Linked DNA regions of Mus musculus: regions 1, 3, 4 and 5 are each linked to region 2. The links are chromatin loops, found by intact Hi-C in ENCODE. Cell type or tissue: left cerebral cortex. All regions are shown on one strand. Region 1 overlaps Gm39604 (a long non-coding RNA gene). Region 2 holds the start of Slc1a4 (solute carrier family 1 (glutamate/neutral amino acid transporter), member 4). Region 3 overlaps Cep68 (centrosomal protein 68). Region 4 holds the start of Spred2 (sprouty-related EVH1 domain containing 2). Region 5 holds the start of Rab1a (RAB1A, member RAS oncogene family).

Region 1 (5,000 bases), 70 kb before region 2:
GAGCCTACTTCCCAGTCCTGGCCCAAGTCATATTCCTGCCTGAAGTCTACTTTTTTGTTCTAGCCTAAAATTAGATTCCCGCCTGAGCTTACTTCCTTGTCGTGGCCTAATGTCAGATTCCTGCCTGAAGCCCACTTCTTTGTCCTGGCCCAATGTCAAATTCCTGCCAAGCAGCCCAAAAAACTCTCCACAAAAACCAAATAAAATAAATGTAAACATTTTAAAATTAATAACTCTATACAGATCTCCCCTCCCCACTTTATATGAGATAGGAGGCAGGGTCAAAGTGAGATTATGGTTGTGGGGAAAGAGGGGAGTCCACTGACCTCCAGGGCATGATACCACGAAGCCATTTCTGCAGGTGGATGAAACCGGCAGCAACCAGAGCCCCTTTATAACATCCAGTGTGCAAATGAGAGCAGATGAGAATCCTAAGAGGCAGTATGGTTTGGTAGAGTCCACTTTATGGATCTGATATCTCTTGGGTTAGTGAGATGGCTCAGCAGGTAAAGGAATTTGATGTCTGAAGTGGAAATTTCTGGTTTTCTTGGAGACTCAATTGTGTCATGTGATGTTTTTCTGGAAACTGTCTTATGAGAGGATGTTTTTGCTGAAGCAGACACATGGGAGGATGTTTTGCTAACAATAGACATGTGGTGTTCCTTTGGAGGGAGCCTGGGGCATGTGATGTTTTGCTAGACGATGCTGGATGGTATTGGTATGCCTTGCCATTTGTTCGCATCATCGTTGGGCTTTGTGGATTCTGGTCTTTGCTGATGATTCTGAGCAGTATTAGTATGCCTCACCATTTTTTGCTGGTCATCCTTTGTTGTGACTTTTTAGAGAGAAAGGCACCAAAAACTTGTAGTGATATTCCTGGATGTACTGGCTGGTTTTGTGTGTCAACTTGACACAGCTGGAGTTATCACAGAGAAAGGAGCTTCAGTTGGGGAAATGCCTCCATGAGATCCAGCTGTCAGGCATTTTCTCAATTAGTGATCAAGTGGAGAGGACCCCTTTGTGGGTGGCACCATCCCTGGGCTGGTAGTCTTGGGTTCTATAAGAAAGCAAGCTGAGGGCCAGGCGTAGTGGCACATGCCTTTAATCCCAGCACTTGGGATGCAGAGGCAGGCAGATTTCTGAGTTTGAGGCCAACCTGGTCTACAGAGTGAGTTCCAGGACAGCCAGGGCTACAAGAGAAACCCTGTCTCGAAACAAACAAAAAAGAAAAGAAAAGAAAAGAAAAGAAAGCTGAGCAAGCCAGGGGAAGCAAGCCAGTAAGGAACATCTCTCCATGGCCTCTGCATCAGCTCCTGCTTTCTGACCTGCTCGAGTTCCAGTCCTGACTTCCTTTGTTGATGAACAGCAGTATGGAAGTGTAAGCGGAATAAACCCTTTCCTCCCCAGCTTCTTGGCCATGATGCCTGTGCAGGAATAGAAACCCTGACTAAGACACTGCATCTTCTTGCCAGAGCCTTGTGGTTTCTTGTGGATTGACCTGCCATTACTGATTCATGAATAGTGTTTGCAGGTAGATTGAGCTGCCATTGCTGATGTGTGTGAACTGAACTGCTGATATCCCGAAAAGACAGATTGGATTTGTTCTAAGGAACTATTTCTAAAGAAGCCCACATCCTCCTTTGCTCTATTAGCCTTCCCTTTCCACTACCTCTAGTGGGTGGTGAGCTAGAAGGGAGATTAAAACATGTATGAACCCTTATTAAAAGTAGGTTTTGAAAACTCTAAGCTACAGATGTTGTGGGTTGTCTTGATGTTGTTTGTATTCTGGTGTTAATTTTGTTTCTTCAAAACTGCTGTTTTCGACAAGCAGTTGGTCACTTACCCAGGTGATCTCATGTGAACCTTCTCCCCATTTTAACTGGTCAATAAAAGCTAGAGCCTGTGATTGGGCAGTGGAGGGGAAAGATGGGTTTTGAGAGTGGGGGCAGGTAGAGAAGAGATGAGATGTGAGGAGAAGGAGAGAGGACTGAAGAAGAGGAGGGGGAAGCCATTATGGAGCAGAAGCATGTGGCTAGGAGAAATGGCAAGTAGCAAGGGGACTTATGGCTGCAGAAGAAGTTGGTATAGTATTAGATATGACTAATTTAGGCTTATAGCTTAGAATTATAATAACTCGATTGTGTGTTTTTTATACAGGCATATTGGGGTTGGAAATTTCAGCAACAAATTGGCGCCCAATGTGAGACTTAGAATTCAACTAAGGGTTCTACAGAGAGCTACGGAGAGGCTCCCTCCCAAGCCCCAAGCAAACCACAGCACCCAGAGACAGCTCCCCAACCATGAGCTGGGACTTACAGTGCCACAACACAGGGTTCCCCAAGCCTAAAGAAAGACCAAGGACCCTGGGTTATGACTGCCTGTAAAACAGCCTTCACAACTAAAGATCAACAACTAAAAAACTGACAGTTAACTTCACAAAGCCTTCTCACAGATGTAATAGGCTCTATCTGGGACTCTCCGCTGAGCAATCCTTCTTGTGCTTGATTTCCTATATCCTCCACGTCTAAACAGGACGTGGGACAGTCAGACCCGCTCTTACACTACAGACTACCTGAGACTGACACGCATACTGCTGGACATAACCTAAGACAGAGACAAAACCAGAAAAAGCTGCTGGTCTCTCTACAGTGAGCCCCTCCCTTCAAATAAAGAATTAGAGAGAACTACAGTATCCTGAGTTGAACACCAGAGGGAGACAAAGATACAAGAAGCTCCAGATTAGGTAATAAGTATTATAAACTGAATATATATATATATATATATATATATATATATATATATGCACACATACATATATGTATATGTATATATACATATATATATATATGCACACATACATATATGTATATGTATATATACATATATATATATATACACATTCATAGCTGAGACTGAGACTGACCAAGAAAGGGATAAGTTTAAGACTTGACTAGACTAAAGGTACAGGAATTAATAGGTAATGATAAGCAACAGAGAGGAAAATGAAGTTTGGAGACAGGAGCTGGAGAAGACACTAGAACAAAAGATGGGAGAGCTCACAGATCAGACTGAGTGGCAGAGAGAAAATAATGAAGATTAGAAACAAGGCTTGGAGGAGAATCTTTTAAAATGAATCAAAATAAAACAGACATCAGAGTATCAGAATTACAATATAAAGAAACAACTAAAATGTGGAAGCAGAACCTGAACAGAGAATACAGGAACTTACTGAGCAGGAGGAGCAACACAAGGAGAGATAGGAAACATGGGCACAGACCTTATGGGAGGAACTTACAATATTAGTTAGGGAAAATACTCAGGTGGGGACAGAAGATAAAATTAGAGAAAGCCAACCAAAAAGTTGTTGAAAAGCAAACTTTGGTTTATCTGGTGAGTATACAACAAAGACCTACAGATGATAACCATCCACAGAATTATCAGGAATTTGAATGACAACCCATAGATATGTTAGAACTGAGAAAATTTAAGGAACATGTCACTAATTTTAGAATGCATTCACTGTTTTAAAATCAAATCCTGACTTCTTGGTCTATTAAACATAGACCACCCCCACCCTCAAGACTGGGATGATATGGCAAGAACAATATTAAAACCTGGGTCACATTTACAAATGGTTCTCATGGTGGAGAGAAGAGGTGAACGAGATAACAGGACAAAATAAAACCAGAAGTAACAATGTTTCTAGAGATCAACTGCTTGGTGAGGGTGGCTTTGCTGAGGTTCAGGCTGAATATGATGAAGAAACCTTGATGTTTTGTTGCTTGGCGGCCTTAAAGACCTGGGACAAGGTCACAGAAACAGGGAAATGGCTTGAACCATTTTCTTGAACCAAGTCATACAAGGTCCAAAGAAAACATTCCCTGACTTTTTACAAAGGTTGACTTCTGCTATAGAAAGAAGTATATGGGATCCATCAGCAAGAGAGGCACCAATCGAGTCTTTGGCTTTTGAAAATGTGAATGCTGAATGCAAAGAAATAATCAGACCACTGAGGGCAAGGTCAGCATCGATGGATGGAGTGGATTAGATATACTGCTGATGTTGGGCCTCGTTTGCCTGATAGGACCTTAATAAGAGAAGCTGCCACTAGAGTCCTTGAGACGACCCAAAATTTCAAATGTTTTAATTGTGGTGAGCAGGGTCATTTCAAGATAAACTACAGAGAAAAACAGATTAATCCCAAAGGGAGTCTATGCCTCCTGGAATATGTAAAAGATATGGCAAAGGCCGTAGGACTAGGGAATGTAGAGCAACAACAGACAAATGGGGCAACATTTTACCAAAAGTCTCCTGGGAGTGGGGGTGGGGCTCTTGCAGGCCCCAATGCTAAACAGGGAGAGTTTTCTTTCTCGGGACAATTAAACTCTACTGCTCTGAAAACAGACATTGTGAGACCAGATAACAAGGTGGAGTCAAATTCTATAGACAATTTAAAAAGCTAAAAAGGGGCCAAAACCAAATATTTTGACAAACTTCAATAGAGGATCAAAGGCCCAAGCTAAGAATATTAGTAAACAATATTGAAATTAAAGGAATGGTTAACAATGAAGCAGATGTCACATTATCACTCCAAAATTTTAGTCTATAGGTTAGCCACTTCAAGAAGTAGACATCCAATTTCAAGGAGTTGGAGCTTTATTCCAAATAAAGCAAATGATTTAGTATATAGGACCTGAAAGTCAAATAGGAAAATTAAAGTCATAGATGGCCGATATAGCCATAAACTTATGGGGAAGAGATCTGTTACAGTAGTGGAAAATGCAAATTAATATCCTTTCAGTTTGCAAAACCAGTCAGGATCCTAATAAAAACATCAAATTAGTTAAGGAATGTTATCAAAGACAGTTACAGACTGTCCAGGCTGTCCATAAATAAGATACAGCAGAGGCTGACAATTCAGCTCGACCTCAAAGAGCCACTGCTGATAAGACACCAACAGCCTTACCACTAAGGTGGCTGACTGACCAATCCATTTGAAT
Region 2 (5,000 bases):
GGTCTAAAACCACGGCCATAAAACAGTAAGTTGTAAGTCCTTTCTTGGGGTGATGGCCATAAAGTGGTTCTCACTCCTCCTACCCCCAATTACTGGTCAGTTCCTTTTTCAATGATGGAAGAACACCATTAAGGCTCCTGTGTTACCATAGAGAGGCACAGATGAACATCATACTCCCATTTGGGCCACAGATGGCTCTACAAAAAGAACCCTGAAACCCCATATTTCTCTCCCTGAGGACAGAACAAACCAAAGCTACTCTGGGCTTCAGTAGAGTTCTCTATCTCTGAACACATCTACAGTTATGTCTCAAACCTTAAGACTCTTGGACTACCAGGCCACCTGGCAGGCGCCAAAGCCTACAGTTCCATCGAAGTTCCCGTAGGCTACCTCCACTTGCTCTGTTTGCAGGAACTTTTGGTCTTTTTCAGCAGATTCCCCCACCCCCCCACCCCCCCACCCCCACCCCCCGTCCAATACCATGTCTCGGTTTTTTGTTTTGTTTTAGATGAACAAACTCTTGAAGTGGCAAGACAGCTGTCACATTTTCCACATGAAGAAATGGAGACAGGAGAAAGACAAGTCACTTGCCCAGAGTTCTCTGGTTTTCACCACCTCAGCAATGAGGAGCTTTGCCCAATGACTCAAGACAAAATATACCACTAAGGCTCAGAAAGCTGGAAGGCAAGCCAGCTGGACTCCTCGTTCAGACGAACCTGGTTACATTAGTAAACGCCTGCAGACTAATGTTTTCCCATCTGTGAACTTTGGATTAGTTCAAATGGAGAGGTGAAGCTTTGAAAACTACACTCTATCATCCCAGGGGATGAAATACAACTCCTGAGTGGAGAAAAAAAAAAAAAAAAAAAAAAAAAAAACAAGCAAAGAAAGGTGTGTGTATCTCAACTCTCTGGATCTCCCCGCTTTCTACAAAGAAATAACGCTAGGCCCCATGATCCTGACCAAGAACGTCCACAACCTGTCCTAAGCCTGAGAGGCAGTCACGTAGCTGGGCAACGGGCTCCACATAACTAACTCCAGTTTTATTATTCTTGGACACATCCATAATTCTGCTGAAAATTGCCAACTTCCTTCCAGACCAAAGGCTGAATCAGAGAAAACCTCAGACTACAAGCTGGATAGCTCCTCTGGTGAAAGTCACTCAATGTCCTGGAAGCTTTGGGGTGATGTAGGGGAGAAAACAGGAACAATTAAAAAAACGAAACAAAACAAACAAACAAAACTGAGAGAGCCCAGTGTAAGGAGTAAAGCACAACTGAGAAGGTATACACTTAACATCCCACCTAACGGAAAATCGGTTCCAGCAAAAAGCTGTGGCCTCCAGTCTTTAAAGGTGTGGCCAGCACGTAGCCCAGACGTAAATATGAAATTTAGTGTTAAGGGCCAACAGTAACTGAATTAACTCTAGGTGATATGAGTGCACGTGGCGTCTCCCGCCGTGCCTTTGGCGGGGTGGAGAGCAGTACCTGAGTAAATCGAGGAAAGAGTCCACTGTCTCTTTGGAGACCGGAGGAGGCCCTGAGTTCTCCAGCCCCAGGCTGCTGGACTGGAGGGTCTGCGCGCCCGCCCCTGGCTTGATGATGAACGCCAGAGCAACGGCGAGAGCCGAGGCGCTCAGCGTGGTGAGGCCGAAGTAAGCAACAGCGATGCCACCCAGACGCCCGAGGGAGCTGGCATCCAGGGAGGCGGCTCCCGACACCAGGCTGCAAACCACCAGCGGCAGGATGATCATGCGCAGCATGCGGAGCAGCATCTCGCCCGGGAAGGCCAGGTAAGTGATCTGGGTGCGGGTGAGCTGCAGCCCCCTCAGCGCCGCGCCCATGCCGGCACCCACCAACACTCCCGACACGGTGAGCAGCACCAGCGCGTGGCGCCGAAAAAAGCTAGCACAGCGCTGCGATTTGCCCATCGCCGTCTCGGGCGTTCGGGGCCCGGCCGCAGGCTCTGCCTGGGTGCCGTCGAGGTAGCCGTTGGTCTCGCCGCTCTTCTCCATGTCGTTGCCCACCGCTCTAAGCGGTAACACTCAAGGAACTTGGAGAAAAGACCGGTTTCGAATGAATGGATCAGGCGGAGACAGTGGCCTGTGCCAGCTGCGGCTTCCGAGCTCTGTGAGTCCCTACAGGAACACTTTTCAGAAAGATAAAAGAGAGACGTGGGTTGTGGGTTGGAGCCCAGGCAGAGCAGACCGCGCCGCGCCCAGCCTTCTTTCAGAGCCGCTGCAGGCTGGAGATGATGCAACGCAGGAGGCACGCTGGAGGCTGCAGCCTAGGAAGGAGGGCGGGGCTTGAGCTCGCCCCGCCCATGTAGGCGCACCTCCGATGTTACGACCAATTAGAACCCTGAATATCCGTTCCCCACCTCCCTGACGTTTCCCAGGTCCCGCCCTTCTCCCACCCTCCGGGAGGCACAGCAAAGAGAGTGAGAGACAGGCAGGCTGGGCTCTCCCGACGGGGCGTGAGGCCATCGGCCAATCCTGTCTCCTGGCAGCTTTCAGTCCTACTGTCCAGGCCTCGGGGAGAGAGGGAGGGGAGCGTCTGGAACGCCTCGGCAGTTCTTCTCCTCAGCTGGTGGAGGAGGGGAGCCCTCGGAGGTTGGTGCCCGCCCTCCGCTAGGGAGTCCGGAACGACCCAACCTCCATCCTGCGGGAAATCCTTTCTTCTAAGGGCTCTGTAGGCTTTCCTGGTACAGAGACAAAGGAGTGGGTGGATGGGGGAAAGTCTCATTGCGTGCACGTACAAGACTCTAGCAGAGCTTTACCCTTAGGTGACCAGCGAGTCCGGGTGGCACTATGCACAGTGCCAAGGGTGAGCCACTGCGTGCACTAGCGCCCTCTGGGGCGAGTCCATTGGACTCTGGGGAGAAGCCTGGTGTGTGCAGGCTGAAGACGTAAAACTCTCCCAGAGAAACAGAGCTCTAACGCCACCACTTTCGGTGGCGTGTCTGCCATGTAACTTAAGCTGAAACACAAGCGGGATTTTAACCACCCCCTTCCGGGTCTCCAGACTTGGCACGCCAACAGTTCAGTCAAGTGTTTGGCCAGTCTGAAAGATGGTTCAATGGATTTTTTAAAAATGCCATTTATTTACTATCTTCCCGGGCCACAGCAGATAAAAAGGGAAACCTTGGCAGTCGTTTATTGTGTTATTTATTTATTTATTTATTTATTTTTCCCTATTCTGCTTTTGAAAAGAACTACCTCCCCAGACCTCCAAGAAAGCCCTAGTTAGGTGTAGCTGAGTTAAAGAGGAAGACAATGTGAAGTAAAGTAATTTTGAAGTATACCATAACAGAAACCTGTGCAAATCAATATGTCCTGTCGAGGTGTAAAACGTCCAATTGTTGAGACAGCAAAGAGTTCCTTACATGAAGCCATTTAGCTGTCATGTACAGCTTGTTGAAATAGGAGCTTATTGGTGGGAGGGAGGTGTGTTCATTAGATGAGGACCTATACATATTTTTATCTTGTTTCCCAGAACATGGTTTACCTCTCTGTGCAAGGATGGATGATTCCTACAGACCCATGTTCCTCATTTCCAGGTAGCTCTGCCTCCTTTTTCCTAAGCTGCTGCTTTTATGCAAAAGACTGAAGTCATGTTCCAGAAGTGGGTTTCCAATTGCCTGCTTTACAGCTCCACCCAGACATTCTGCAGCATCTCAGCTCAGCATATTCCGAATCAGATTTGTGATTGTCTCCTCCAGCCTGTTACTGCTATCATTATGATCTGCCTCTGTGAACCTTCATGTTTAAGTTTTCTCTAGTCTGATCTGTTGTTAAGCCCCATGACTCATGTTGAAATGTCCTTTCTCTCCTCTACTTCCACTAGCCATGCTGTTGACTGCATGCTAGTGCTTGACAAATTCTTCCTTTGTGGCCCAAGCAGGCCTTGAACTCAGAATCTCCCCTGCCTCTATGTAGAGATTTGGTTTGTTGCTATGTATTGTAATGCTAAATACTGGCCCTTGTTGCCTAGGGGACTAGAAGATCCTCACAGTACATCAACGTGATACTATGTAACCTTGCCCCTCAAGTTATCCCTGATTGGTCAATAAAGATGCAGACAGCCTATAGCTGGGCAGAAGAGAGGCAGGTGAGGTTTCAGTTCCTGGGCTTGGGGTCTGAGGCAGGACCATGAGAGGGAGGAAAGAAGGTGGAGAGAGGAGACACCAGGGGATAGGTAAATCATGAAAACATGGCCATAAAGGCTAGCCAGTTCAAGTAAGAGCAGCCTAGGCAGAACGTGGCAAGTTATATCTCGGGGTCATTGATAGGGAAGTAGGCAAAATAGCTTAGAGGGGCGACATCTGCCCAGCTCTAGTGCTTTAAAGGCTTCTTTTTTTTTTTTTTTTTTTTTTTGGGTGCAGCGAACTTTATTGATGGTATTCAAGAGAGTAGGGAGGGCTCCCTAGGCCCCTCCTGTTATTATGGGGGTCTGGGATGGAAATTGTGAGGGAGATGCTCAGTGTTGGGGGCCGAGTTGGGATAGGGCCTCTCTTGCTCAGTGTCCTTGCTGGGGTGGGTGGTCCAGGGTTTCTTACTCCTTGGAGGCCATGTAGGCCATGAGGTCCACCACCCTGTTGCTGTAGCCGTATTCATTGTCATACCAGGAAATGAGCTTGACAAAGTTGTCATTGAGAGCAATGCCAGCCCCGGCATCGAAGGTGGAAGAGTGGGAGTTGCTGTTGAAGTCGCAGGAGACAACCTGGTCCTCAGTGTAGCCCAAGATGCCCTTCAGTGGGCCCTCAGATGCCTGCTTCACCACCTTCTTGATGTCATCATACTTGGCAGGTTTCTCCAGGCGGCACGTCAGATCCACGACGGACACATTGGGGGTAGGAACACGGAAGGCCATGCCAGTGAGCTTCCCGTTCAGCTCTGGGATGACCTTGCCCACAGCCTTGGCAGCACCAGTGGATGCAGGGATGATGTTCTGGGCAGCCCCACGGCCATCACGCCACAGCTTTCCAGAGGGGCCATCCAC
Region 3 (5,000 bases), 88 kb before region 2:
CACTTTTCTGGCCAAAGGAATAGTGACCATTTCCATGGCCACGTACCAAGGTCTGACTCGTCCTCAGCCCCAGACGCTTTCAAAGGGAATGCCCAAGTATGACTCTGTCCTCTGTAGTTGTGGTATTGTCTCCCAAGAGTCAGGACAGGTGTAACCAAGCAAAAGACTTGGGCAGCCTGTGCTGCAAAAAAAAAAAAAAAAAAAAAAGGCAGCAGAAGAAAAAAATGTATAAGCCAGCTGATCTGGGAGGAAGACCACACCCCAAGGCCATCTTCCTTGCCTGGAAGCTGAAGGGACAGGAAGCACACAAAGAAGGTAAGTGCAGGCTAATGGGTGTGACTAACACCCTGACCCTGGCTGGCCTGAGATGCTTTTGAGTGCAGCTCTACAGGTGCAGTTCAGGAAAAGGCTTGGGCCCCGTGTGTGTCGTCACCTCTTTACCTCAACCTCATTAAGATGTCCAGCTGGTCTTTGCCAGGCACAGCCCCCATAGTGGTTCTCTTCAGCCAATGGCTTGTTGGTTAGCATCCTGAGTCTGGGTCTGTCCTTTCTACCCCAGAGGATAGCAAGTTCAGGTAGCCTAGGACCTCACTGGGCTCAGGAGGATGCTTCGAACTATTTTTGGTGGGAGGAGACAACCAGACTATAGACTGGATGGGGCTTCCCATTCTCTGACCAATGACCAGAAACAGATCAGCGCCCCTTCTCAGGCTGCTGTGGTGTGTGCCGTAGAAAGCCGGGTGATAATGGGGTGAGTTCATGTGAGAAAGCAGAGCAGCCCAGGCAGACTGGTGAGGGAGGAGCTACAGAACAGGAGCTCCACACAACAGAGGGAAAGCAGGCTGGCCTCAACAGGCCAGCCAGTGCTCCTCCTGCCACTGGGGGGCCGACAGGAGGAGATCTAGCCTGAAGGGCATGCACGTGGGTACAAGGCAACAGTGCGCACGGAGTGTGTGCAGTCACCTGCACTGGGACTAACCTCAAAACTAAAACCTGGACAGGAACAGCCTCATTTTCCTCAGAGACTAGAAGCTGACAAGGCAGGTAGAAGTGGCCTCCTCAGGCTCATCCTGTTTGGCTTTCACACTAGGAAATGCAACTCAGGTAGAATATGAAATTCCTGCTCCCCCTTAACTGGGCACGTGTGGCTCAGGCCATTCTGACAGGACTTCAGAGAAAAGCATGCATTTTAAATGCAGCCAGCTCACTCTTGTAAGCGTCAGACCCTTCAGGGCTAATTCGACCCCACCTGTTTTCTGTTAGGAACAGTGCCTAACCTTTCACATAACAAGCCAAGTATTTCCCACTGAACAGTCCCACAAACACAGGCAAGCAGTATTAGTTTTTGTGTGACTCCTATCACTTGATACATACACAAACACAAGTTTCTTTCCACACCTATACTTTAAAAGTGCTGAACAGGGCAAGACATAGTATTCCAAACCTTGTCTCTCCCCACCTCAAAAGAAGCCCCCCCCCCCAGGAAATACCCCAAAACAGCACTAGGGATTGAACCTAGAATCTCAGAGCTCGTCTGGAGATCTAAGGGCAGTATAGCTCCTGGTATATCCTTGATTAGTGACCAGTCCTCTGTTAAGGAAAGTTATTCCCTTCAACTGTATTGATTTCCCCACAGGCTTTATAGCAAGCAGGAAAAAAGAAAACAAAAACAAAAAAAACCAAAAAAGCCAAGAAGGGTGAGGTTAGAATGAAACCGGATCACTCAGTTTTATTATAACTGGCACTGGACTAGGACTTCTAGAGTCTGCCCCACATCATTTTACTTTAGGTATATTTAAGCACAGCACAATTTTGGAAACAAAGTTTCCTGGTAACAATTAACTTCAGCCCCTGAATGCAGCACAGCTTAAGGAAGGCTCACACTGAAGCTCTTTACAAAGTCCATATGGCTTCAGCAGTAAGCTGGGTTCTTGTTGCCTCAGAAACAGTGCCCAGGATAAGGGTTTAGGGAGAATGACTGAGGTAAAGATAATGGCTGTGGGTGTCGGGACTGGCCTGGCTCTAAGATAACTGAGAAGTCACTTAGGCTGTTGTAATGCACAAGTGATATCACGCATAAGAATGGGCTTTACGGCTGAAAGCAATGCTCAAGATTTAGGGGGAAGGGTCTGGAAGACAGCAAGGGATCACCAGGCTCTGAAACTCCATCACTCCTGGCATTCTAGGCAGAGCTGCTACACACACCTCACTCCACTGAAGAGGTAAGCTGTGTGCTTCACTGTCCTGCCTTCTCCAGTGTGTATCTGTGTGCACAGGCCCTCTACACCCAGCCAGGATGGACACACAGGGGAGTGAAGAAGACAGGGGTGTCTGCCTCCCCAGCCAGATGCACTGAATCCACTCTGGCTGTCAACGGGGAGACACATGAAGCTGGACCCCTCTCACACCTCACATCTACAGTCGTCTGCGTGCTAAGGAGCCAAGTCTAGGACCCAGCTCTTGATGAACCAAACAAGGATCAGTAAGAGCACAAGTCCAAAGGCACCCAGAGCCAAAGAGGGTGGGCGAGGACCGGGAGAGGGAGCGGCGAGTTCTGATGAGAGATTTTCATGGAGCCACATCCTCACCTTGTGGCTCCTTAACAAACTGCACGGACTACTTGTGTGTGTGGTGTGTTCTTACTGATCCTTGTTTGGTTCATCAAGAGCCGGGTTCTGGACTTGACTCCTTAGCACGCACACGATTCGGGAAGGGAGGAGAATCTGGCTGCATGAAAAGACATGTAATAAAAATGTGTTTCTTTTTAAATGAGCATTCGCACCCATAACACATAAGTAAATGTAATAAAAGTTTTTCTTTTTAGAAAGGCCTGAAACTTGGGGATTTCCACTGAAATAGTACTTCTAAAGATAGAATATATGTGGTTACTCTCCCAGTTCAGAGAATCGAATTGTTTACAATCTGATTATGAATCTGCCTACTAAATCACAGTCTATCCTGCACTGTCGTCTTGCCGCTCTGTAAAAGTGACTATGATGCTGCGGTTTACTTTGGCTCACAGTTCAAGAATGCAGTCTGCCACCACGGGGAAATCCTGGAAGGGGACCCATGGCTGCTGGTGACACTGCATGTGCAGTATCGCATGAAGTGATGCCTGCTTGAGAGACAGTGCTCACATTCTTCCTCATCATCCATTCTGGGGCCCCAGCCACAGGTAGGGTGGTACCCACCTCAATTAACCAAGTCTAACAATCCGTATAGATACACCAGAAAACTGTTTCCTACATGATTCCATATCCTGTCGGGCTGACAATAATAACCATAACTCCATACCCAAACACACTTAACCACTGTCAAGTCATGGCCTTCCTTCTTTTGTCCCCCACCCACTAATAGGTTCATTGCAAGATAACTAATGGAAAACACGTTCAGTCCAACATAAAAAAGAAAACTCACACTTTAACAGATCCAATACTGATTAAACATGTAACTGCAGGGGGCTAGAGAGACGGCTCTGAGGTGAAGAGCACTGACTACTCTACCAGAGGACCCAGGTTTGATTCCCAGCATCTACATCGTGGCTCACAACCACCTGAAATGCCAGTTTTAGGGATCTGATTATCTATTCTGGCCTCCTCAGGCATCAGACTCGCATGTGGTACATACATAGATATACATACAGCCAAAACACTCATATACATATAAAAAAAGCATAGCCACCACTAAGTCTCTTCTGAAACTCAATAAATCTCTGATGTGTAAGCTCCTATACAATAAAAAACCAAAGTTACATACTTGCAGCATCGAGTGTTTAGGATATACACTCCCATCCCCACAGGGAAGAATGCAGTGATAGCAAAGAGTACGATCAAAGCAAGACCAAGCGCAGGAGAGCAAACACCAACTCTTGCAGCTCCACAGGAGCTGGCATTTGGGACCCATAATGCAACACTTTGGGTTCCAAAGGGCTTGGGTAGCCCTGCCTTTCCAGATGCTTGTACCACCTCTCTTGAGTAGGCCCCAGTCCACACATGCAGCTTTCCTTTACAGATGTACCATGTTTAGTCATTGCCAGCATAAAAAGTAAACGCTGCACCCTGCTCCTCTTTATGAGAAAGAGCACAGAACTGCTACTCAAGGGACTACTTATCCTCTAGCATCTTCCAGGGAGCACCACAAACTCACCCTCAAACCTCTCAGGTAGTTCTCAGAGCCTGCAAAGGCTACTTGACCCATCAGCTATCACCATGTTCAGCACTGTGTATATGTTAACAGCAGGGGACACCTGACCTTTCCTGGTATCTGTTGAGTCACCCTCAAGCAAGCTCATCCCAGCTGCCTGCCTTCTTCCCACACATTCCTGTTTAGAGCAAATGGGAGAGGACTGGCAAGTTGGGGAGGGGGGGCACTTTCACTTCTGTCTAACTCATTCAAATAGATGCATGATTCACCAAGGAGCAAATCTCTGAACAACAAAAAATTCCCGTGTGATTCTTTAAGTAGCAACTCCCTTGGAAACAAATGCATGCATCCCAACTGTCAACATTTCTGTTCTGACAAGTGCTGTCTGTGTACCCATGGCCACTGACAGCCACCTGTACTGGCAGGGATGCCCCTTTCAGTTTGGGGCCTCAACAATGAAACGTCACAGGACTCACAGGTAGCGAGAAATGCCATAAATACCCAGCAGCAGATCATGTCTAGTAAGCAAGAAAGAGGAAGGGAGCGAGTGGGAAGATGGAGCCCAGCAGGGCTTGGAGCTTCAAGGCTTCTGGAGTGTCACAGTGGAGGTCACGCTAGGCAGGACGGCAACAGTGAAGTCCGTAATGACAAAAGAGAAGACAGACTTGAGCTGGCTCTGAGGCTAGCTTCAAGCAGGGTGGATATCAGGAAAACTGTGGTCACAGATTGAAGAAAGGAGACACGTTCTCACAAACTGCCCTCTCCCCACCACATGCAGTATGCTGCCTCTGACCTCCACACAAAATAACTGTTTCACATGATGGGGATTCCTGAGGAGAGCTATAGTGAGGGACAGA
Region 4 (5,000 bases), 410 kb before region 2:
CAAAAAGAAAGAAGGAAGGAAAGAAAGAGAGAGAGAGGGGGGGGGAGGGAGGGAGGGAGGGAGGGAGGGAGAGAGAGAGGGAGAGAGAGAGAGAGAGAGAGAGAGAGAGAGAAAGAAAGAAAGAGAGAAAAAGGAAGGGAAGGGAAGGAAAGGGAAGGGAAGGGAAGGGAAGGGAAGGGAAGGGAAGGGAAGGGAAGGGAAGGGAAGGGAAGGGAAGGGAAGGGAAGGGAAGACGGGTCGGGGGTGGAGTAATGAGTTCCTGGGTCTCTCTTTGGCCAAACCCCATCAAAGGTAGTAATCTGTGACCCAGTAAACTAAGAGTAGACTTCTAAGAGCTGGAGACAAGAAACGTTATTCACAGACTGGATAATTTACTTTGGTGTTACCTTTAAACTTCATCTCTGCCTGCAATGCCAAAGTTTTATGGCTGTTTGCCTTTTGTTTTCTGCGTACATATTTTTAAAAATATGCCCGCTCTAGGTGGGCATGGTGTTGCATGACAGTAATCCCATCGTGTGGAGGCCAGCGGAGGCCACCTGCACTGCCCCCAACCCCCACCCCGCAGTGTTTCTCCAAACCCAAACTCTCTGGCAACATCTAAACTCCTCCCCATCTCCGCCCTCCGCCACCTCCCCCCTTGATTTTTAATCCGAAGGTTTGGAAGGAGGGAGGGACAAAACGGGAGCCAGATGTGCTCTTGTCTTCGGCTCCCGCCTCCTCCCTCTTGGGCTTCCTAAAACCCGGAGCACCGGAGACAAGGATTCGGATCCTGACAAACGCAGTGCCAACCATGCTGTTCCGAGGCTCCTCCCTGACTGGAAGCTAGCGGGAGGGGGAGTAGAAGAGGGGCACGCTCAGTAGGCGGGACAAAGTGTTTTGTGAGTGTGTTTTTTTCCTCTCTCTCTCCTCTCTCTCTTTTATTTTGGTCGCAAGTAGGAAGCTTTTTGCACTCCACCACCTCTGGCCGCTGGGAAGACGTCATCGCTTCCGCCCTACTTCCTCCTCCTGTTGGCGGCGCTGAGAATCCAATATGGAGTAAATCGGTGGAGTGGCGAGATGGGGCTCGGACGGGGCGCCCTGCACCGCCTCCCAGGCGCATCTCCCCCGGCCGCCGAGCACTACCCGGAACCCTGATTGGCCCGGTCCCCGGGGGCGACCCCGGCCCGGCCCCAGCGCAGCCGACTGCCCGCCCGCCGCCCGGAGCGTGCTTGTTTTTCTGCTGCTCTCCCCCTCCGGGTCCCCTTCCCAAATCTCGCCTCTGCACCCCCTCAGAGCCCCGGGGCCGTGCCCGGCCGGCCCACGGCGTCCGCTGCCTGGTGTGCCCCTTCCCAGACCTCGCCCTGATCTCGGGGCTCTCCATTTCCCCGCCTGCCTCGGCGCCCCCTTCATCTCTAGCTCCCCCCCTCCACCACCAAATCAGGAGATGTCGGAGATGTGAAGAAGGGGGGCGAGCGCACAGGAAGATGAAGGGAGCCAGGCTGCATGCCGCGGGACAGGCGTCTAGGTGAACAAGAAAATGACCGAAGAAACACACCCGGACGAGTAAGTTAGCCGCGGGTGGGACGCGGGTGCCCGGAGGGGTGGTGTGGGGGCCGCCGCCAAGGACGCAGGAGGGGACTCGTCGGAGGAACTTGGCCTGGGGTGCAGCCGCTGGCTGAGCTGTCGGGGCTATGCGCGAGGCTCTTGACTTGGCTGGGGGAGACGGCAGAAACCGCCTGGGGTCTGCAAGTCCAGGTCGCAGCCCGGGCCAAGGGCGCGCAAATGACCTCGGGGCGGTCCTCGGGCTGCGGGAGCGGAAGCTCTGACGCCCTCCACGCGGGGCATCCCGGGGTCGATGGGTCTGTGTGCATGGTGACTTTGTGACTCCTGGCACTGCTGCCCTCCCATAGCCCTCTCCGGAGCCCTCTGGGGCCCGGGCTCCGCCATTTCGTTTTCTTGAATCGCTCTCATTTGCATACCACATTTTCATTCATAAAAACACGGAGGAGTTGGGGGAGGGCCAGTCGGGCTCGGCACAGGGTCAGTGCGCCCGGGTCCTCGCAGCGGCCAGAGCGCGGGAGCAGCCTGCCGAGTCCCGGCGCGCGTGAGTGTGTGCACGCGCGTGTGGGCCGGCACACGCGCCCCGCGGTGTCGGGGCAGCACTGGGGGCGGATCCGAAGCGTGTGCAGCGAGGGCGGGAGAGCGTGCGGGGAAGCGCGCTCCTGGCATGTATGTGAGGGAGAGCGCGTGCCCGTGCGTGTGCCCGGCCCGCAGGCCCGAGGGGAACAAAGCTCTCGGTGCTTAGTCAGAGGTGCTTGTGCTCGCCCCTCGGGGAGACCCGGGCTTGTCACCGTCTCTGGGCCAAGTGGCAGCTGCTTCCCGCCTAAGTCGCACTTAGGTTTGGATCTCCGCTCTAGTAGTGTTCGAGGCGTTTCCCTCTCGGGGAGCTGGGGGCGGGGCTGCCCGTGGGCCCCAGCGGGTACTTAGCCAGGGGTCCTAGCCGTGCCCGGCTCTGAGACTGCTGTTCAGTGGCTGTATTCGCTCACCACTTTTTTTTTTTTTTTTTTTTTTTTTTTTGTGAATAAGACGTTCTCCTTTATTGTCACATGATATCCCTCCTCCCTTGCACATTCATAAATCCTGAGCCTGCCTCGGCTCCTTTCATTCAGTGCTGCCATTAGCCAAGGTAGCAGCGGCGCCTGCTTGGACTCCAGAATGGGTCCGCAGTCTCGGGGACGCTGAGGGGAGGGGGACCTGGAGAGGTGGAGCGGGAGTGGCTGGAGACTAGCTCCCAAACCCTGGGTCTTTTGCTTTTGTGTGTCCACCCCACCCCCTTCCCCCGTGAGCATTGACACTCTAGAGTGCAGAGAGGGGAAGTGACTCAGGACTGGGCCACTGGGCGGCTTAAAGAGCTCTTGTAGCAGGTGGCAAAATCCTGTGTACCACTCTAAGAAATCTCCCTTCTTTTCCTTTGTCTTCGGTCTGGAGTTCGCACCCAGGGCCTGCCACAGCCAGACAAGCAAGAGCTCCATTACTGAGCTGCGGCCCAGCCCTCGATTGTTTTTAAATGGCCTTTTATCCTGTGGCATTCATTGTCAGACTGAGTGGAAGGAAGCTGATGTTCTGCAAAGGGAATTTCCTTCGGTGTGTCCCCAGGGAACTTTGACAGCAGTAACCCTAATCTGTCAAGACACCTGTCCCTGGAGAGGTTCCCACCTGCTGTGCAAGTCTCACAGCATGCTTTGGGCTGTTTTAGACATCTTATTTTGCCTTACTATACCTGTCATTGAAATCATAAAATAGGGGAAGAAAGTTGAGAGTTTTAATGCTGAAATATAGAGGGAAGGATTATCTGCTAGGCCCTCCCCTTTTGAAACTTGGCCAATAAACAGTTCTTTTTCTGGGTCCTTGTCTGTACTTGCACTTAGGAGTAGCCTTGGGGGCAGTGAACAGTACCTGTGCTGATGGGGGTTCTTGGAGAGCTTTGCCCAGTGTGCATTAAGGTTCCTGGCTTCTTCCACTGGGGGTGCAGTCGGCTTGTGCTGTTTTCCAGTGGCCAGTCAGCCTTGTGCCTTCCCCCATTTGCTAGCCTAGACGAAAGGATTCCAGGTGAGGACACCAGTGTTAAGGGAATACTTCCTCATTCCAGTCCTGGGGAGAGAGATCAATTTGACTGTGATCAGAAGGCTTGTAGAAGCTGAAGTTGGTGGCTCACACCTGTTATCCCAGCAGCTGGAGACTGAGGCAGGAGGGATGTCATGAGTTTGAGCTCAGGTTGGGTAAAGAATTCCTTTAACCCCAGCACTTGGGAGGCAGAGGCAGGCCGATTTCTGAGTTCAAAGCCAGCCTTGTCTACAGAGTGAGTTCCAGGACAGCCAGAGCTACACAGAGAAACCCTGTTTCGAAAAAACAAAAAAACAAACAAACAACAACAACAACAAAAACCAAACAAAAAAACGAAAGAATTCTGTTGAGACAGTAGGTCTTAAAGATGGGTTCTAGTTTCAGAGGGTTAGAGAGCCCTGGTGTCTTTACCACTGTTGAATTGGCTTTTGGGGGAGTTATATTTTTGTTCTTGTCTAGATAGGGCCTCACCATAAATCCCCTGGCTAGCTTTTTTATGTAGACCAGGCTGGACTCTAACTTAGAGGGATCCTCCTGTCTCAGGTTCCTGAGTGCTGGAATGACAAGTGTGCTTTCTTCCACTGCCTTCTGGAGTGTCTTCATGGGATGCCTGTAGCAGTGGAATATGTAGAACTCACCATGTTATCTCCCTTTTGGGGAACCTGAGGAGAGTTTAAGTAGTTTGTCCGAGACTATCCCTTTAGTCTCCAACGTGGAGAATTCACTCAACAGCCCAGGTCAGGAAGAACCCTGTGCTCCTAGCTAGTATCTAAACGGTGGTGGCCAGTCTTGTGAGCCCGGTCTCACGAAGCTAGTCGGGCACCTTTCACTATGGCTGTAGCCCTCTGTGCCTCCTGGTTGTTTCTGTAAGTCATTCCTTGAACTCTGATTGTACTAAATTGATGAGTTTCTTGTTGCCGTGGTTTTTCTTCATTGTCATGAGGTATGAGGAGCATAGCAAATTAAAGTGAAGGTAAACAAACTTGGGCATGAGGATTCTGTATTTGCCCCCCTAGATTATGGATGGAGGTTCAAAGTAATATTACTGGATGTTGGACTTATTAAGGTGAAACGAGTATGGGACACCAAACCTAATATAATACAGGCAGTGCTGAGCCATATGACATTTTGTCTTTTTAAAGGTTTAACATTTGCATGTGTGTGTGTGTGTGTGTGTGTGTGTGTGTATACATGTGTGCCATGTCACTCCTGTCAGAGGACAGCTTTGTGAGGTTGTTACTCTTTCCTCCTTTGTGTGGATTCTGGGAACCAAACTCAGGTCATCGGGTTTGCATGGTAAGTACTTTACCCGCTGAGCCATCCACTCGCCCCAACAGAGCCCTGAGTTTTGTTTTCTCGAGACAGGGTGCCATGAGCTCAGGCTAGCCTCAGACTCC
Region 5 (5,000 bases), 130 kb before region 2:
GGTTGTGAGCCACCATGTGGTTGCTGGGATTTGAACTCAGGACCTTTGGAAGAGCAGTCGGCGCTCTTAACCACTGAGCCATCTCACCAGCCCGAGAAGGAATCTTAATCTCAATAACACCCTTGATGCAGTAGGGGTGTAGGAAGCGGGCACTCATTACTCCACAGTCACGACAGCCGCTCATTTATTTTCTTACTGTAGCACAGTAACTAAGATATGAATTTTTCTGTCCTCCACATACACAGGTACAGTCAGGCTTTGGGGTGTCAAGGAAGAACTGTTACATATACTTCACATTGTTCTGTTTGTCAGCTAGGTTAAAGGTTACTAGAAGATAATTTGTTGGGAAATGAAATAGTCAATGAAAGTGGAGCAAATTTATCTCCAAAGAGACAGAGATTTAAAAAATGGAGTTTTGGTGGTAGTATCTGTATGTATGGGGGTAGTGCACTCCATAGTGTTTTTCTTTCTGAGTGTCTGCTTTCTTCCTTAATCTTTATGTTTAAGTCTATATTAAAATATCAGTAATAAAACCCCAGCTAGGGCTGGAGAGATGGCTTCTCTGGTAAGGACACTTTTTGTTCTTGCTGAGGACCTGTTTTCAGTTCCCAGAACCCAGCATAACCAACTATAACTCACGTTTCAGAGTATCAAATGCCCTATTCTGGGCTTTGAGGCCAAGAGGCACATGCATGGCACACCACACACACACATACACACACAGGCAAGAGACACTCATACATAAAATTAAATGACAGATTTGGGGTGGGTGTTGGGACAGAGGTTCACTATGTAGCTCTGTTCTGGAACTTGCTATGTAGACCAGGCTGGTTTCAAACTCACAGAGAAGCACCCATCTCTGCCTCCTGAGGGCTGGGGTCAAAGGCATGCTATGTCTGGCTTACATGATAAATCCTAAGACAAAACAAAACAACAATAACAACAAAATTTTTGCTTGAAAAATTGAGTTTAGGACACTTCAGAGTTTTTATTCTGTGAAATGATAAGAGGAAGTATGGTGGGCTTTAGGGTCCAGGGCTGTAAACCTCCATCTAGGGTCATTTCAGAAGTTAGTATGGAAAAGAACCCAGGAGGCAGAGGCCAGGGAAACACTGAGTTCGAGGCCAGCCTGGTCTACAGAGGGAGTTCCAGGACAGCTAGGGCTACACAGAGAAACTCTGCCTCAGAAAACCAAAAACCAAAACCCAGACAATAACAAGAAAACTCCCAAAACTATGTATGTGTGGTCTGATGAGGCTGTCAGGACACACGGAGGAACGCCAGAGGGATGTGTAAATATGTTCTGAGTATATGGTTAGTCATGAGAACAGCCTCTTTTGCATATTTTGATGTCACAGAAATTCAGAAATTAAAAGTAAATCTACAGTTGGCCCCAGGAGATAATATTCTTGCTTAGAACAAGTTGGAAGATAAACTTTGGTCAGTGTATTATACTATGCCCTTTGTAATAAATAACGCAAGATAATGCGTTAAAGTTTAGCGGAGATTTAAATTCCTGAGCTGATTAAAGTTGACACCATTAGGTCTAAAAAAATGTATTAATATTAGTTCTGGAGTCCGTACTGAAGAGTTTCATGGCTTAAAAAAAAATACTTATTACTGCCCAGTTGTGCAGACGGACACAGAATTAGTACTAATAAAAAACAAAGAGCAGCAAAAGCAACTGCAACCCCCCCCCCTCAAAAAAAACAAAAACAAAACTTAACAACCCAACCCAACCCAACCCTATCCCGGAAAACAATTCAACTTTTAAGTCTAGGCCTCAAGTAGGAGGAGAAGACTGGTTAAGGCTGACTTTAGCCTGTGTCTCAACAGCACAATGTTAAAGGTTGGAGGTCGAGATGGAGGAGCAGTTTCAGACAGGGAAATCTGGCTGTGTGAGCAGAAGAGAGACTAGAACAGGGTCCATTTGCAGCTATTGCAACATCAAGTTGCTAGAGTAAAACGGTAAAAAAAAAAAAAAAAAAATTAGAGAAGGAGTCGGGTGAGTGAGAAAGCGCAAGGTCTACAGAGGCCGCTTGAGTTTCCTGCTGTCCTTAGAGCAGCCTCAGACCCTGATGGTGATGGCCCCTGTGGTCTTGCCTGAGCAGAGCTCGTCAAGCTGTCTCCACCCCTCCTCACTGTCCCAGGCTTCCTGGGAGCCCCCTCCCCCTCTGCTGCGGCACCGCCCTCCGCCGAGTTCCTTCCTCCTCCCCTCCCGATGGGGCACCGACTCGCCCTGCTGCCACGTCTCACTGATGACATCAACACAGCCCGGTCGGCCTTAGCCAATCCGCTAGGGGGAGTCCGAGCGAAGTCCTAGCCAGCAGGCCAGCGGGGAGGGGAGCAGGAAGGGCGGGGTGTGGGGGTGAGGGAATCGGGACGGGGCGGGCTACAAGCTCGAAAGTGCGCATGCGTTCAGGGCGCGGGGCCTAGTGGGAAGCTGAGTGCAGACAGCCCTCGGCCCGGTCGGGCTGCCCAGCGCGCGGTGTGCTCATGACTCTCTTTCCCAGCGTGCCCCGCGACGCTGCCGCCCTCTGGGCCGCGCCAGGCCCCTTGGCCTAGGCTTCCCCAGTTCCTGGTTCGCCGGCGGCCATTTTGGGTGGAAGCGATCACTGAGTGGCGGCGGCTGCTGATTGTGTTCTAAGGGTCGGAGTGGGGTCGACGTTTGCTCTACCGGAACAGCTTAGCTCATTCCTCCCTTTCCATTACCTGTGGCGCGGAGAGTTGGGGCGGCGGCTGCGTCAGCAAGGGCGGTGGTGGCGGCGGCGGCGGCGGCAGCTGCAGTGACATGTCCAGCATGAATCCCGAATAGTGAGTGCAGGAGAGCCGGGGCGGGCCGGGGTGAGAGCGGCCGGCCGGGGGTGAGGGCCGCCGGGAGGTTCGCTGCGCAGCGCCGGGAAGGTCGGCCGGGCGAAGGAGACGGAGCAGCCTGAGGGCCCCATTGTCTGAAGGCCGAGGGCCGCAGCGCAGCGGGGAGGGGTCGGGCCTGCGGGCCGGGTCCCGACCGCAGCCGGCGGGGAGCTAGGTGCCGCGGCTGGGCGTTGGGGAGAGGGCCTCGGACAGTAGCCAGGAGGGGCGCGTCTCTGGAGGCAGTGACGGCTGGAGGAGGACTTGGTTTTAAGGGGAGGTAGGTGGGAGAGCTCTGCTAGAGGGCACTGTCAGACCCTGCGCCGGCTCTGCGGAGCTGTCAGCGTCGGCTTTACTTGTAAATCCCGAGCTTGTTAGAGCTCTCTCCCTGTTGGGTTTTAGGTAATATGGATGCTTCTTGGGACTGCGTGGGCTTGAGGGGGATGAGGAGATGGTGAGGAGCTATTTATAATGTTTAGTTTTCTTTTGGGCTTGTCTCCTGGGAGAGTTCTGTGAGACTTGTGAGACGTGACCCTTACAAAATCCTGGACATTTGTGAAATTTTTGGTTTAGGGGAGACATGAGTCTCCCAGTCACCTTTTGTCTCCAGTAGGTTAAGAAGAAGAAAAAGAAGAACAAAACTGAACTAAAAATAAACTAGAAATGTCTTCCTGGTACCACCAAGTTAAAGTACAAGTTTGCAGACAGTTTTGAAAAGAAACTAATGGGGCCTTTGATGATAGAGTTGTATGTAGGTTTTAGATTACCTGCTTGAATGCCTGTAGATAGGAAATGAGGTTCCATGACGTGTCATGAAAAGTTAATGCATTCCTTTTTCTTGCTTACTCAAGAAGTCACTGTAGCAGATGTGACACACCTGGCACCTTTCATGGGAACTGCGCTTCTCCTTTCTTGGATAGACATTGTTAGGCTCTCTCTTTGAACCCAAAATTCTCCTATGGTTTCCATATATGAAAATAACTTTAAGAGATGCCATTTTTATTATACTTTAGTGTCAGAAATCTTTAAGGGAGAGGGATTTTTGTTGGTTTTTAATAAGAGAAATCACTATTGCCGTAAAAGCTGGGCTTTATTTGTTGCTTTGGTCAGTTACCGCTAAGTGTGCCCCCATGAAAGGTCCAACCATCAGCTCGGCTGACTTGTCATGTGCGTGTCACATGACTCTTGCAAAAGACATTCTAAGTTCAGGTTTTCTAAGACTGGTTTAATACTGAAATGGTTTTTCCGTTTGTGTTAAGCAGAGGTCTTAGTATCTTGGTAGAATTTTACATACTTTTTTTTATTGTGTGTGTGATGCCTGTGATTGCAGGTGCACAGGTGTCACCTTGCTTGCTTCAGAGGTCAGGGGACAACTTTTGGGAGCTTATTCTTCCTTTGTGGCTTCAGGGATTGAACTCAGATAGGCACTGTATCCACAGAGCTATGTGCTTGGCCAGGCTTCTGTACTTGAAAAAGTTGGGAACAGTTCACATGGAGACACAGGTGCTGTGTTTGCAGCCCCTCTCCCAGGGCAAAATTAGTTTAGTTAAGCAAAGTTGAATTGGGGGTCCTAATTAGATTTTTGTGGAAACCAAAAAGAAGATGAATTTGTTATATTAGGAAGGTTTCTAATTTCTATTTGAAATTCCTGTTCTATTTGAGGAGATTCCTATATTTGTTAGGTGTGTATTTAAGTATTTTTATTATGCTTCTCAAATTTCCTAATGCTACGACCTTTCAATGCAATTCTTCATGTTGTGGCGACCCCTATCCATAACATTTTCATTGCTACTTCATAACTGTAATTTCGATACTGTATGAATTGTAATGTAAACAGCTGATATAGGATATCTGGTATGTGACCCCTGTGAAAGGGTCCTTTGACACCCAAAGGGGTTGCCACTTACAGATTGAGGACTGCTGAGGTTAGAGACACCTCCTGGAGCTGGAGTTAAGAGTACTTGTGACCAGCTGATGTGGATGCTAGGAATGGAACTAGAGTTTTCTGCAAGAACAATACATATTCTTAACTACTACTTGATCTCTCCAGCCCATGTTATGTGTTTATTTTTTAATACTGTAAGAGATTTAACTAAGCAACAAAAATTTGATGTTACTCAGACGTTGTTTCTCTTTTTATAAAGTAGTAT

The links. Hi-C counts contacts between places; a loop is a spot of excess contacts. Peaks named below come from ENCODE experiments on the same cell type or tissue, not always from the same donor. Only the 100,000 strongest peaks of a DNase experiment are listed, where the experiment ranks them.
Region 1: it touches region 2 in a loop (3-fold over the local background); 15 of 42 quality-filtered maps call a loop at or near these places.
Region 3: a loop joins it to region 2, with 2.0 times the contacts of the local background. A loop is called at or near these places in 5 of 42 quality-filtered maps.
Region 4: a loop joins it to region 2, with 12 times the contacts of the local background. A loop is called at or near these places in 2 of 42 quality-filtered maps.
Region 5: a loop joins it to region 2, with 3 times the contacts of the local background. A loop is called at or near these places in 9 of 42 quality-filtered maps.

What each region holds. Positions count from the first base shown.
Region 1 is chr11:20,260,533-20,265,532 of GRCm38, forward strand. It overlaps Gm39604 (a long non-coding RNA gene), which reads left to right. Exons shown (of 3, transcript XR_872279.1): 3 at 2,158-2,657. Among named protein-coding and RNA genes, the nearest start is that of Gm39604, 8.5 kb to the left of the region's middle. In left cerebral cortex, CTCF peaks have their summits at 2,695 (motif pointing right) and 2,903; a DNase peak (open chromatin) is centred at 2,691.
Region 2 is chr11:20,330,459-20,335,458 of GRCm38, forward strand. Slc1a4 (solute carrier family 1 (glutamate/neutral amino acid transporter), member 4) reads right to left here and starts at 2,255. Exons shown (of 8, transcript NM_018861.3): 1 at 1,488-2,255. The coding sequence starts at 2,014. It also overlaps the pseudogene Gm12033. In left cerebral cortex, a CTCF peak has its summit at 2,859; DNase peaks (open chromatin) are centred at 684, 1,138, 1,791, 2,400 and 2 more places; H3K4me3 peaks cover 2,823 bases; H3K27ac peaks cover 1,681 bases.
Region 3 is chr11:20,242,504-20,247,503 of GRCm38, forward strand. All of the region lies in intron 1 of Cep68 (centrosomal protein 68), which reads right to left. Among named protein-coding and RNA genes, the nearest start is that of Cep68, 4.4 kb to the right of the region's middle. In left cerebral cortex, CTCF peaks have their summits at 888 and 2,606; DNase peaks (open chromatin) are centred at 4,360 and 4,602; H3K27ac peaks cover 337 bases.
Region 4 is chr11:19,923,415-19,928,414 of GRCm38, forward strand. Spred2 (sprouty-related EVH1 domain containing 2) reads left to right here and starts at 1,028. Exons shown (of 6, transcript NM_033523.4): 1 at 1,028-1,542. The coding sequence starts at 1,517. In left cerebral cortex, CTCF peaks have their summits at 1,015, 1,914 and 2,138; DNase peaks (open chromatin) are centred at 856, 1,432, 2,242, 2,665 and 2 more places; H3K4me3 peaks cover 3,327 bases; H3K27ac peaks cover 2,990 bases.
Region 5 is chr11:20,198,839-20,203,838 of GRCm38, forward strand. Rab1a (RAB1A, member RAS oncogene family) reads left to right here and starts at 2,574. Exons shown (of 6, transcript NM_008996.4): 1 at 2,574-2,814. The coding sequence starts at 2,792. In left cerebral cortex, CTCF peaks have their summits at 2,304 and 2,507; DNase peaks (open chromatin) are centred at 2,358 and 3,100; H3K4me3 peaks cover 2,490 bases; H3K27ac peaks cover 2,161 bases.